Linked DNA regions of Mus musculus: regions 2 and 3 are each linked to region 1. The links are chromatin loops, found by intact Hi-C in ENCODE. Cell type or tissue: heart. All regions are shown on one strand. Region 1 holds the start of Exoc4 (exocyst complex component 4). Region 2 holds the start of Chchd3 (coiled-coil-helix-coiled-coil-helix domain containing 3). Region 3 holds the start of Slc35b4 (solute carrier family 35, member B4).

What was found. Hi-C counts contacts between places; a loop is a spot of excess contacts. Peaks named below come from ENCODE experiments on the same cell type or tissue, not always from the same donor. Only the 100,000 strongest peaks of a DNase experiment are listed, where the experiment ranks them.
Region 2: a loop joins it to region 1, with 11 times the contacts of the local background. A loop is called at or near these places in 12 of 42 quality-filtered maps.
Region 3: a loop joins it to region 1, with 4 times the contacts of the local background. A loop is called at or near these places in 4 of 42 quality-filtered maps.

What each region holds. Positions count from the first base shown.
Region 1 is chr6:33,246,736-33,250,735 of GRCm38, forward strand. It overlaps Exoc4 (exocyst complex component 4), which reads left to right and starts at 2,393. Exons shown (of 18, transcript NM_009148.4): 1 at 2,393-2,503. The coding sequence starts at 2,418. It also overlaps the pseudogene Gm1401. In heart, no CTCF peak of the experiment used is centred here; a DNase peak (open chromatin) is centred at 2,336; H3K4me3 peaks cover 1,310 bases; H3K27ac peaks cover 1,486 bases.
Region 2 is chr6:33,058,709-33,062,708 of GRCm38, forward strand. It overlaps Chchd3 (coiled-coil-helix-coiled-coil-helix domain containing 3), which reads right to left and starts at 1,552. Exons shown (of 8, transcript NM_025336.2): 1 at 1,292-1,552. The coding sequence starts at 1,372. In heart, a CTCF peak has its summit at 1,766; DNase peaks (open chromatin) are centred at 773 and 1,623; H3K4me3 peaks cover 1,780 bases; H3K27ac peaks cover 1,080 bases.
Region 3 is chr6:34,175,462-34,179,461 of GRCm38, forward strand. It overlaps Slc35b4 (solute carrier family 35, member B4), which reads right to left and starts at 1,593. Exons shown (of 10, transcript NM_021435.3): 1 at 1,317-1,593. The coding sequence starts at 1,393. It overlaps Gm13855 (a long non-coding RNA gene), which reads left to right and starts at 1,587. Exons shown (of 3, transcript XR_868963.3): 1 at 1,587-1,761; 2 at 2,744-2,903; 3 at 3,820-3,916. In heart, no CTCF peak of the experiment used is centred here; a DNase peak (open chromatin) is centred at 1,590; H3K4me3 peaks cover 1,878 bases; H3K27ac peaks cover 776 bases.

The DNA of each region.
Region 1 (4,000 bases):
ATGAGGGAAGCCAGCAACGTGTCTTGGCTCTCTGGCCTATGTTAAGTGTGGGTGGGCTAAAAGAGCCCCATAACCTATTCCCTCCTGGAGGGCAGGCTGAGTTCCCAAGTTAGGAACAACTTCTACAACTCTTGAAATTTATAAAACAAGTTTTGAGCCATATTTAAAAACAAACAAACAAACAAACAAAAAAAACAAGAATCTAACTCCAAAAGGGGGTCTTTAGAACAAGCTAAACGGTTCATTTAAATTATTTATACTAGTTATTAACAAGGAAGCTACAAATGGAAGAGAAATTGAGGGTAATAACTTCCTGGAACTTACCACATACCTCTATGGCCCCATACAACTGTGGGAAGACATGTGAAATGCTAGAGTGGGCCCTGGAACTGGCCACTAGTCCCTGTGGTGTGACAATGCACCAGAAAAGAGAAAACCAGAGACCTGCAGGGGCTAACAAAACAACAGACCCAGCAACAAGGCCAAGATAGCAAAGGCTGGGGCCACAGGTCCCTCTCTCCTGCGCCTCAGATTAGCCTCTGTGCTCAGCCAAGGAGGACAAAGCAGGAGCAATTCTCCTCCGGAGGGCAAGTGGGCCTGATTCCAAGAGGGCAAAATCTCCTGGACTATTCCAGAACACAGCCTGCTCCGCGCCAAAGAAAGCCTGCTGTTCAGTTGCACTGGAAAACGTGCTGGGAAGACCTGCAGGGCCCTCCTGCTTGTACAGCATCTTCTGTTTAACCATGGCCCCATCTGCCAAGTGGGTACCTTCTTCCACTGAGTCACCCACCATCTCTGCACCCAACTCCACTTCTTCCTCTGGCTGGCCAAGAACCTTCAGAGAGACCAGCGTCTCATAGCTGCTTTCCATAACATTTCTGTAGAGCTCCTTCTGCCAGTCCTCCAGGTTCTCACACTCTCGTTCTGAGAAACAGACCCCATCATTCTCAAGGGACCCGGACACCTTTGGGGTTTCCCCTTACTGCCGGGAGGCAACCAAAGGACCCAGAAGTTATTGTGGCGAAGCAGGTTCTCTACATTCTCCAGTCGTGGCGGTAGCAGCCTGTACTCCTGCAGCAGGGTCCCCAGCACGGCCCACTTGCCCTCCGGCTGGTTGCTGAACTCTCTGGCTCGAAGTCAGCCAGCTTCTTCTCTGCTGACCCTGCACGTCCCTCCAGGTTCTGCACTCAGGCAGCCCGGGATTCCATCTTCTTCTCCACAGCTTGAATAGCAGCCACCACTGTCCAAAGTGAGATTTCTGTGGTCTGGAAGTATGGGCTTTTCTCTGTTGTTTGTGAAGGTGGTGTGGCTGGAGCTAAAGGTGTGGAGCGCCGTTTCCTTCTGTGCAGAGCAGGTGTCGACTCCTCCGACTCCTCCATGGTCTCAGTCGCCCCACAACACCGACTGGAGGGAAAGTGCTTGGACTTTGTGCCTCTCCACCAGACGCCCAGACCCTTCTGGAAGCCGCCACCGCTGCTGTGCTGATACAAGGTGTGCTATGAGAGTAACCCCCCCCCCCCCCCGCCCGAAGAACTGCAGTGGTTCCTCCTTTTTGGGACTTTTTTTTGAGTGCTTTTATTTTAAAAGTATGGTTGAATTTCTACAAAAGATTTTCCTGTATCCATTGAAATTGGTCTGTGGTTCTCAACCTGTGGGGTTGACTCCTTTGGGGTTGCATATCAGATATCCTGCATATCAAATATTTACATTACAAGTCACAACAATAGCAAAGGTACAGTTATGAAGTAGCTATGAAATAATTTTATAGTTGGGAGTCACCACAACATGAGAAACTATATATATATATGTGACAGCCCCTAGGACAGGTACTTTTCCCCCTCACAGCCTGCAGCCTGCGACTTGGCATAACCGCAACAGTGAACTTGTACATAAGACGAATATAGAAACATTCAGTCTCAGAAAAATACCAAAGAAAAATCTCTGTGCGTGTACATTTTTGCATTTGGTTGATTTAAAGATGGTATTTGAAGTTAATATTTTTGCACACACAAGCATTCTTTTGGGACCTTTGTTTAAATAGAAGAATCTGCAATTTATCATCAGATACATTAAGTTAAAGCGTGTAAAATTATAAAATGGAGTAAACTGAAAAACAACTTAAGGTCTGTCTGAAGAGATCTAAAGAGACAGTAAGGAGGCTTGATGAAGTTGCCCTTGGTTTATTGTCCAGGCATGCCCGGGACCGGCAGAAGAACTACATTTCCCAGAATGCTTAGAGAGGACAGGAGCCTCAGCCTCCAGCTGAGTCTCAGTCCCGCCTCCTAACTCCAGGGATTGGGTTTTTCACTTCCGCGCCTAAGCGCTTCTCTTCTGCCATTGGTGGATGTTCCGGGTCAGCCGCGGAGTTTACACTTTCCCGGTCCTGTCAAGCACCTGGCTCTCGCTCCCGTACCAAGATGGCGGCAGAAGCAGCTGGTGGGAAATACAGGAGCACAGTCAGCAAAAGCAAAGACCCCTCGGGGCTGCTCATCTCGGTGATCAGGTGAGGGAGGCAGGAGGCAGGCAGGGTGAGGTCAGGGCAGCGGCTGGACTTCCGCGGTGGAAGGGAGAGGCATCGGCTGGGCCCCATCCGCCGGCCCTTCTCTCCCTTTTGGCCTCCCCCGCCCCTCCCCAGGGCCTATTGCCCGCCCCCGCCGGGCAGTGTTCTAAGACTCTCTGGGGCCGGGGTTAAGGGGAGGACACCCCACCTCCCCAGTCTTCTCCTCGGGGCATGGCCTTTACTTCTGTCCCCGGTCCTAAAAGCTGGCCCGCTTGGGTTCGGGAAGAAACCCAGCGCAGGTGTACTCATTCATTCCTACAACAGGTTCTGGTTGACCCTGGTGCTGTGCACACTCCTGAAGGCCGGGAGGTGTCCTGGGCTCGTGGGGATCAGGCCCAAGTTTCCTGTTAGGAGTTGCAGAGTGTCCAACTTTGGGCACTTTCCACTACCTGTGAATAGCCACAGCTTCAGATCCTAGGTTTTGCGTGAGCTGTTAGCATTGAATATTAAAGTGATCCATCCATCCTTCCTTCTTGTTTTGCTTTTTTCTTTCCTTTTCCTTCCTTTCTTCTTTCTTTCTTTCTTTCTTTCTTTCTTATTGCTTTCTTATTCCAGTTTCTTACTCAAAACCATACAAAAATAGAATTTCAAACTGCCCTCCTCATTACTTTTTCCCTAAACTATTAGGGTGAGAGTGGGGGTGGTTGACTATTTACTAGTCTTCTTCTTCTTATTTTTAAATGTTTAAAATGTTAAACAGACTTAGATCAGCCTGAATAAAATGCATTATGACACACTTATCCATTGTTGTCATTTGCATTTCATCCCATATATTTTCCTAAAACAAATACCCCTTGCTTCCCACTTTCCTCGACTTATCCTTCACTTTGATTTGAGTTAAGAGAGCTCCTGTAATGATCCTGATTATCTTTTTAAAACCTAGGATCCACCAGAATCTGGTAGGTTAAGCCCTTGAGAGAATGGGTAAATCAAGCTTTGAAAGGCTTTAAAAGTTTACCATTTAATCGACTGAAAAGGACCCGTGTATTGGTTTATGGCAGAGTTTAAGAGAATGGCCTGTTTTTATCAATTTTATTTTAAAACGAGAGGATAGAACTGTCTGTGAAAGTGATACACTTTGTAGGCCCTGAAGAGAAAACACTGCAGGCACACATTCTTAGTTTAACAATGTACAGTTCAGATTTATCCCATGATATTAAAACCTCAGCCGGAGCCTTTGTAGTAGTGCGCCTTAATTTTCTCTGGAATTCTAATATGAGTGTTTGGAATCCTTTTCTGATCTTGTTTTTTTTTTTTTTTTTCCTGCCAGATAGTCAACACTCTCTTATACAGTAGATAAGTATGTAGTATGGTGCCTAGCATTTATTTAGTACTTAGGAAATATTTGTTGAATGAGGGAATGAGTGACCTGAGTTATGTATGCAAAGACAAGATATATTATCCCCTTTGAGGAGAGTATGGGCCTGGAGAAAGATGGCG
Region 2 (4,000 bases), 190 kb before region 1:
GAGAAAGACTTAATGCATTGTTCTAAACAGTTTTTTCATCTGAAATTTACTTTCCTTTTTTTTTTTTTTTTTTTAAGTTTTCAACATTCTAAGCCTTTTATCGACTTTCTTTTCCTTTCTTTTTTGGTTTTTTTTTTTCCCTCCACCTCTGTACAAAACTCAAGTATGCAGTAATTCTTATCTTACTACAAAAACTACCAACTAAACCACAGCAGGCAAAGGGCTCTATCACTAGTAGAGTGAGAATTGCTGGTCACAGACTCAAAAACTCAGTTCAACAGTCTGGGGTTTCTAATCAATAAAACTTTAATAAGTTCTTTTCAAAGTAACAAATTTCAAAGGAAAAAGTTTTCAAGCAGTTGAAATGTTTTTAAGTTTTTATTTCCTTGTAACTCTTACATAGTTAATTAAGAGTAGTTGTGTAAAAGCAGTAGACAGAAAATATAAAGTACTCTAAAACCTTCTGAAGTCATAGTGCTCTATTTACTAGATACAAGTAAGTGTACTTCCCAAAGCATGAAGCTCCAAAGTCGAGGCAAAGGAGAATATTAAAGTTGTTAGTGTGTATACTAACGCCCTAGAGGAAATTCAAGTTTTCAGTTCATGTATCAAGTACATGCAGAGGGCATTTAATAAGTCTCTATAACGATCCCTTAGAAGTTGTCTCAGTTCTACAACCTTGAAGGCCTGCAAACCGACCTCCGCCCCTAGCAGGCTGGCAGTTATAGGCCTGTATAGTCCAACTGGGTCAGGTTCATAACTTGGGCCAACAAACCACAGGGGAGGCGCCTGGGAAAACGAAATTATCAGGTGGAAGGGAAAGAGCCAGAAGCCAGAAATTAGCAGCAGGGTCAGGAATGACTTGAATGGTAATACCAGAAGAGGGGCAGGGAATAACAGAGGCAAAGAAGAGTAATCCTTAAAACACCAATTCACTCTGAGAAAGAACTGTGCGTGGAAAAGAAGGGCTTGGGTCCTGTACAGGAGGCACACGGACCAGCACAGTGAAGCAAGAGTTTTAATAAAGTCCTGCAACTAGTGAGCAAGGACGACCGTGGTGACCCGGCACCACCACCCCGGCACAGTGCATGGCTCCTGGCACACAACCAAGAACTTTCTCTGAATGGAGGTTCGGAGTCTTGAAACTACGAGCTTCTTCCCAGAGACCCAGACTTCTAGCGGGACAGCAGGGCGGGCCGAGAGCGGAGAAAGCAGGTGCAGCTGTCCCAGGCACATTTCAGCGTTGGGATCCGAGGTCAAAGGCTGCCCTCCGCCCGCCCACGGCACTCACCCGGATGCCCTTCACCACGGTGATGTTCTCGTTCTCGTCCGCCTCGAAGGTGACCCGGCGGGTGCTAGCGGTCCCGCCCATGGCTCCTGCTTCTGTCCCCGCAGAGTCTGGAGCGTGGACCTACGAGCACGTCAGGACCCACGCGCACACTTGCGCGTGAAAGCCCTGGACGCTTCTCTTGCAGGGCAGGAGCAAGGCCACGACCCCAAAAAAGAAGCAAGGAGAAGGCGCCGGTCCCAAAAGCCCGCCTCCTCCGGTCACGTGCCAGAAGTAGGCCGCTTCGGGTTAGCCCGAGAAGCAAACTGCCCGCCTCTTATCAGAAGGTGCACTAGGATTGGCTGGATTGGACCCGGATGCTATGGCAACAGGTGGTGCTTAATAGGGCTTCCGGAGCCTCTGAGAATAATGGGAATTGTAGTCTCGATCCGGAGCGATAGGTGCTGTGACAGGTCTCACTCCCTAAACTGTAAAGTGAACCGAGCATTCTGGGAGTTGTAGTCTTGACAGCCCTGAAGGCCTCCTTCTGGTCTACTTTCAAAAAAGTTGGTTCACCCAACCAGCTTGTTTTGCAGTTGACTCTAGAACCTTAGGTAAGTTAGGTAAATACAGGCTCTCAAAGCTAGATATGGAAGATGCACTCCCCTAAACAAACAACTTGTATATTCCAATTCACAAACCTGTAACAACTAAACTTAGCATTTTGCCACTTAGTCTTTTAAAGGGGCCGAGACTACATATGCCTATGTTCCTATCTTATGACTTTGGTATTTGTCAGTCTGTATGAAATGCAACTTTTAATGTAGGGCTTTCAAATCTACATGCAAAAATGCACAGGAAAAATTATTTACACAAAGATACAGACAGAACACTGCTTCTCGTGTTTGTGTCTCTTATTCACTTACATAAGTTAGATCACAGGATGATTAGACAGAGGAAAATGGTCCGTTCATGGAGGAGTTATAGCAGCGTTAGACAAAGTAGAGATGATCTGTTTTGGAAAGTTTCTAGCTTGGTACTTTACCTCCAAGAAGTCTAAAAATGTTAGGATAACCACACACACAGTTTCAGTTTTGTTGTTATTTGGTTATTTGGTTGATTTTAGGGTTTTTTTGTTTTGCTTTTTTGTTTGTTTGTTTGTTTGTTTGCTGTCAAACACTGTTGCTAAAAGTACAGTATGATCTTAGATTTATGGAGCCAGAGAAATACCCTTTCATTTAGAAATTAGATGGATGGGACTACTGATGTAGCTCAGTTGTCTATGCAATGCCCCAGGCCTGAGCTATGTGAAGGAGGAGAAAAAACAAGAGGGAAGAAGAAGAGTGGGGCAGAAGGGGGATGGGAGGGGAGGGGACAGAACTAGCTGAACAAAAATACCTTTTTCAATTTGCCCTTCTCAACATTAAAAGACAGAGAATACAGCATACCATGGCATCCTCCTAGGCCAAAGGGATCCACAATGTTGAAGAAATATTTTTGAGCTTCAGTTATTTGTCAGCATGTCAGAATCTGTAGCGCAAGACACTATGTCCCTCCCGCTGCTATATCCCAGCATATAGCAGCAGTGCCCTTCATCTCATTGTGTCGTTCTTTTCAACACATGTGCTCTAAATCACATGATATTCTCCTGCAGTTCTGAAACTGCCTGCCCCTGTCTGCGTCCTCCCATTACATCACAGTTGAGCTTGCTTCTCTTGAGAACCCAGATACACAGGGATTGCCGTTCCTTACATCGGGTCCTCCCCATCCATAAACACAATCACCTCACTTCCTACCCCATAGACGGCGTGTATTGAAGGGTGTTTCATAAAGCAGTTGCTCGGTCTATATTTACAAAATTAGAGGCTTCCATACGGAGAGTGAGGAGATACAAATAACACTTGTTAATGAGGATGAAGACCAAGGCTGAGAAGGCAATGGATGCCTTCCATCAGAGCACCAAAAGCATCCGGTGCTCTCCTCAGCAAAGGACCCAGAATACTTCCCAACTCCTAGTGTGTTTCAAGCAACACTAAGTAGATCTTCTTTTTAAAAAATTTAATGTATCGCCGGGCGTGGTGGTGCACGCCTTTAATCCCAGCACTCGGGAGGCAGAGGCAGGCGAATTTCTGAGTTCGAGGCCAGCCTGGTCTACAAAGTGAGTGCCAGGACAGCCAGGGCTACACAGAGAAACCCTGTCTCGAAAAACCAAAAAAAAAAATTTAATGTATCTTATGGGGATGTTGGGGGATACCCACAGTGACAATACAGTTCTCCCCAGGCCAGTTCCAGGTACATCGTCCCTACCATCTCTTCCTAAACTCTTGAGAACCAATGGTCTCCCCTTCGCTCTGTCTATAGCTTCTTCATGGCCATCTACTCCAAAGGCAGCATTCTCAAGCCAAAAACATAGGTTGGCTCAAATGAAAAACAAAACTCAAACTTGAACCTCTTAGATTCTCTCTCCCTTTTCTCTATTTTTGGCATCAAGTCCTCAAGTTTCACTGTGAAATTCACAGTACAAGAGGAAAAGCAGAGCAGCCTGGATAATGAGTTTGAACTCGGAATCATCACGGCAGACTAGAGAGAGGTAACACGGGGACTGTAAGCAAAATAAAAACATCCAGATGGAAAGAAAGAAGTAAAACTGCCTCCATCACACATGACATGATCTTATAAATAGAAAAACATCTCAAAGAATCTACTAAAAAAACAGTAATTTTTTTTTAAAGT
Region 3 (4,000 bases), 930 kb after region 1:
TCACATAATTTAGTGGCATATTCAATGCAATTATCTGACTTTGTTTCTATAGCTAGCCTGAATATATATCACTTTCTTATTTAAAAATATATTAAATAGATTGAATTCCAAAGTTTTCTGCCTTTGAAGTGTATCCAGAAACTTCTTTTTCATTTTCATCTTCCTGTCCACTCCCAAGACAATCGATCTTCATCAACACTCTGCATAATAAAACGGTAAGCTCTCTAAAAGCAAACTATAACACATACAGACTTGATCATAAATAAACTGCTTACTTCTGAAGGATTCAAACCAACAGTATCAAACAGGATAAATTTCCAACAGACATCACACCATGTTCAAAACTCAAGTTCAAAAATGGAAGGCATCTGGAAATGTTACTGGGCTAGGAGCTTAGACAGATACAGTCCAGCCCATTTTTGCTCTGCCACTTCCAAATAGTGAAAAGATGCCCAACTTTGCATCTGTTTCACTTTCAACAAAACAATGTAACTCTTGGTCACAGGGTTGCCCTAAGCAGTATATAGATAGAAACCTGTAGCTAGTGACTCTGAACTGAGTATTGAACTGTCTGAAAAAGGAGACCGAAGCTCCAAACCTTAAATAACTAACTGGAGCTGTTTAGTCCTAATCGTTTTCCAGTTCATCTCCTGTCTCTTTTCTAACTTCTGCCTACTGAACTTTGCACATAGTTACCCAACGTTATTTGCAAGACACCACACCACAAAGCCAATCCTGTTCCCAATCTACACTTCAAAGAGCACGCTTCTCAACGAAAGACTGTGATGTGCGAAATGCCCAGGGACCATGGTGACAGCTCAGTTGTTATCTGCACCACATCACTCACATATGAGTCTAAGCCAAGTGCTCACAACCATCTATCTCTACGACCAACAAAAACAAATGTTTCGCAAAACATGTCAACACACACACACACACACACACACACACACACACACACACAAAACTTTCTGTGAGAAAAGTTTTGCTCCAGACAGACACGTGTCATTCATTCACTGGTCAGCGAAAGGTGCTAGAGTTGGATGAGTAGTAGTTGGAGAGGGTGCTCCTAGAGACCTAGGATCGGTCACGTGAGAAAGTCTCCAGGCTTCAAACTCCCCAAAGTGTGGCTTGGAGATGCCGACAGCAGCACTCTGGATGTTCCTGTCACCTGGATGCTAACGAATGGAGGAGTGCCAGGGCTGCAGAGTAGCTGACTGCGTGGGTATCCCGTGCAGCGCACTAGGGAGGCGGCCAGGGCTAGCAACCCCGGACCAGCTTCGAGAACCCGGGCGCGGCCCGAGAGGGTCACTCACCGGGCCAGCAGCTCTAGGAAGATCACATTACTGCAGCAGCCTGCGAACACCAGGCCCACCGCGAAGGCCGGGCGCATGGCCGGTGCGGGGCACGGGGAGCCAGCGCGCAGAAAAAGCGCCCTTTCAGTTCGCTACCCTAGAAAATCCGCGCGCAACATCACCACCGCCAGCGGTTCCCTCCCTGAGGGCCGTCTTGATCAACTCTTCCTCCGCAGCTGCCACCGACGCGGCCAGACCAGGAGCTGTAGTTCTCAGTCATACCCGGTCCCATTCATTTGAGGGGGCGTCCTAGGGCTAACCAAACTACATGTCCCAGCAGACCGCGCGCCTTTACGGCAGGCGTGAAAAAAACAGGCAAGTTTCCCCCGAAGGCTCGCGTGAGTCGGTGTCGCACTGCCTTCTGGGAAATGAAGTCCCAATGCTGTTCGTGTTCAGTACCATAAAGGTTGGAATGGGATTCAACGAAATAGCTTGTGTGCTCCCTGTAACTGACTTCTCATTAGAGTATTCTAGCATCTGTAACAACTCACCTGCAACTGAGAGAATGTAGAAATTCCTGTAACATCTAAACCGAATTCTAGGACAACAGCGAACCTAAAAGTTTTGAGATTGAGCCTTGGCTTAAACTGCCTGTTTAGAGCATTGGCTTAGTACTCCACTCTCATCACAGGGGAAGATAGGCCTGTCTTACTAATAGTTGTTGTAGAATAGACTAATACAGTAAATGTATTGCTTTATGTCGTGATTTTTGTAGAGACACTGAACACATGTCTTGTGCTGGCATTTTGCCAGCTTAAGGTGCTCATTAAATATTGAATTTAACTGATAAAAGGCATTCTTTTTGCCATAGTTCTTGTTTCTAGTCTCCTTTGAAAGACAGACATTCCCAATTTCAGAATGCACTAGAGCTTATTGAAAATTCAAAGTTCAGGACCACAAATAAAAATTGTGCTCAGTAACCATCATTTAGAGCATGCAGGCGCCAGGATTCTGATGAGATCTCTGGGTCACAAGTTGGGGAAGCCACTGGCAAGTTAGTTGTGAATCTTGAGGAAAACTTCGGAGTGTTTATGTTTATCCCCTAAATTGCCTCCCATCATGTGGTGTCACTGCTGATGCAATCACACGTATGAAGGGGCACAGTTCTGAGCAGTAGCACTAGTCTTACATAATAGGAAGAAATAGGGCTGTTAATTCATCGCATCTATGAAAAACTGGTCTTGCTAGGTGTACAAACACAGAACACAAAGGCACTGGCCTATGTACATAGTTGATGGTCACCATGCAGTCTTTCTTGCTATTGCTGTTGAATCGGAGTGAACACCAAGAGGCTCAGTAACTGATGCCACAAGACTTCAGCTGAAGGGTAAAAGGCACGTGCTTCCTTTCAACACTTAAATGCTGACGTGAGCATTGTATGTGCGCAGCATATGTCTTTCAGGTGCGCTCAGAGGCCAGACAAAGGCATCCGATCTAGAGCTGGAGTTTCAGAGGTTGTAAGCCATTCCCTGAGTGCTCCAAGTTGAACCTGGGTTCTCTGCCAGAGCAGCCAGTGCTCTCAACCACAAAAGCATCTCTCCCATCCAGGTATGGCCAGTTTTGACTGGAGTGCTTGAACGTTGGCATTCTCAGAGTTTCCCCGGGTGATTTCTGTAGCTGAAGCTGAGAGCTGTTGAGGAAGGGGAAGTACTTAGAGGGACGGAGTCAGTGACATCAGTAGGTCATCTTTAAAGTGTCACCTCAGCCTGATTAAACTGAAATCCATAGGGAATGGAACCCAGGATCATCTGTCATTGAAACTCCAAGGCTGGGAAGCCTCACTTTGACTTAGTTCAGTTCTCAAGCCTGGCTACATGATAGAGCCACATGAGAGACTTTAACAATTTGCTGAACCACGAAACTAAGCCCAAAAATATCAGAGCCACTGCCAACCAAATAAGGAAGACACCTAAGTTTGATGTCTAAGCGGTGACATCTGTAGATGCTTCTGGCTAGAGAAAAGCTGAGCCTTAGCTCTGATTGGACTGGAGATTATTTCACGGCACACAAAGCTTCACTTCTCATCTACCGCTCCCATGCACACACCAAACTTGGAAGTACTTGAAGGGCGTTCTAATCATCTCTTCCTGAGTCTCAGATAAAAATCAAAACAGACTTAAGTAAATGAACGAAGAAGGAGTCTGAGTGTCTGCATATGCTCTGGATCTTCCTCCGTATTTCTGTCTTAACCTATCCCAGTTTTTAGTAAGAATATATTTACTATACATATCGATGACCTGGGCTCTTGTTCAAATGCTGACTCTGGGTTCTTCTACAAACTAAACACAGGTTAAACATTTCTAACAAGCTTTGAGTTCGTGCCAGGTCTCCTGGTCTGTGGGCCACACTCTAGTGAGTAGAAGACTATTCATTAACTCACTCTAGAAACTGCTCTATTCCTGCCCTCACTGGTTCAGAGAATTCAGGCCAACAAAACTATCTGTGAATTCCTTCTTCTCCTTAGCCTGCAAGCATGCTAAAGACCCAACCAGACCGAACCAGCTAACCAACCAGCCAACCAGCCAACCAGCCAACCAGCCAACCAGCCAACCAGCCAACCAGCCAACCAACCAGCAAAAAGCCCCACCAAAGCAAAAGAAAGAAAGAAGTAAGGAAAGTTTATTTTTCTTTTTCTTCATTTTAAT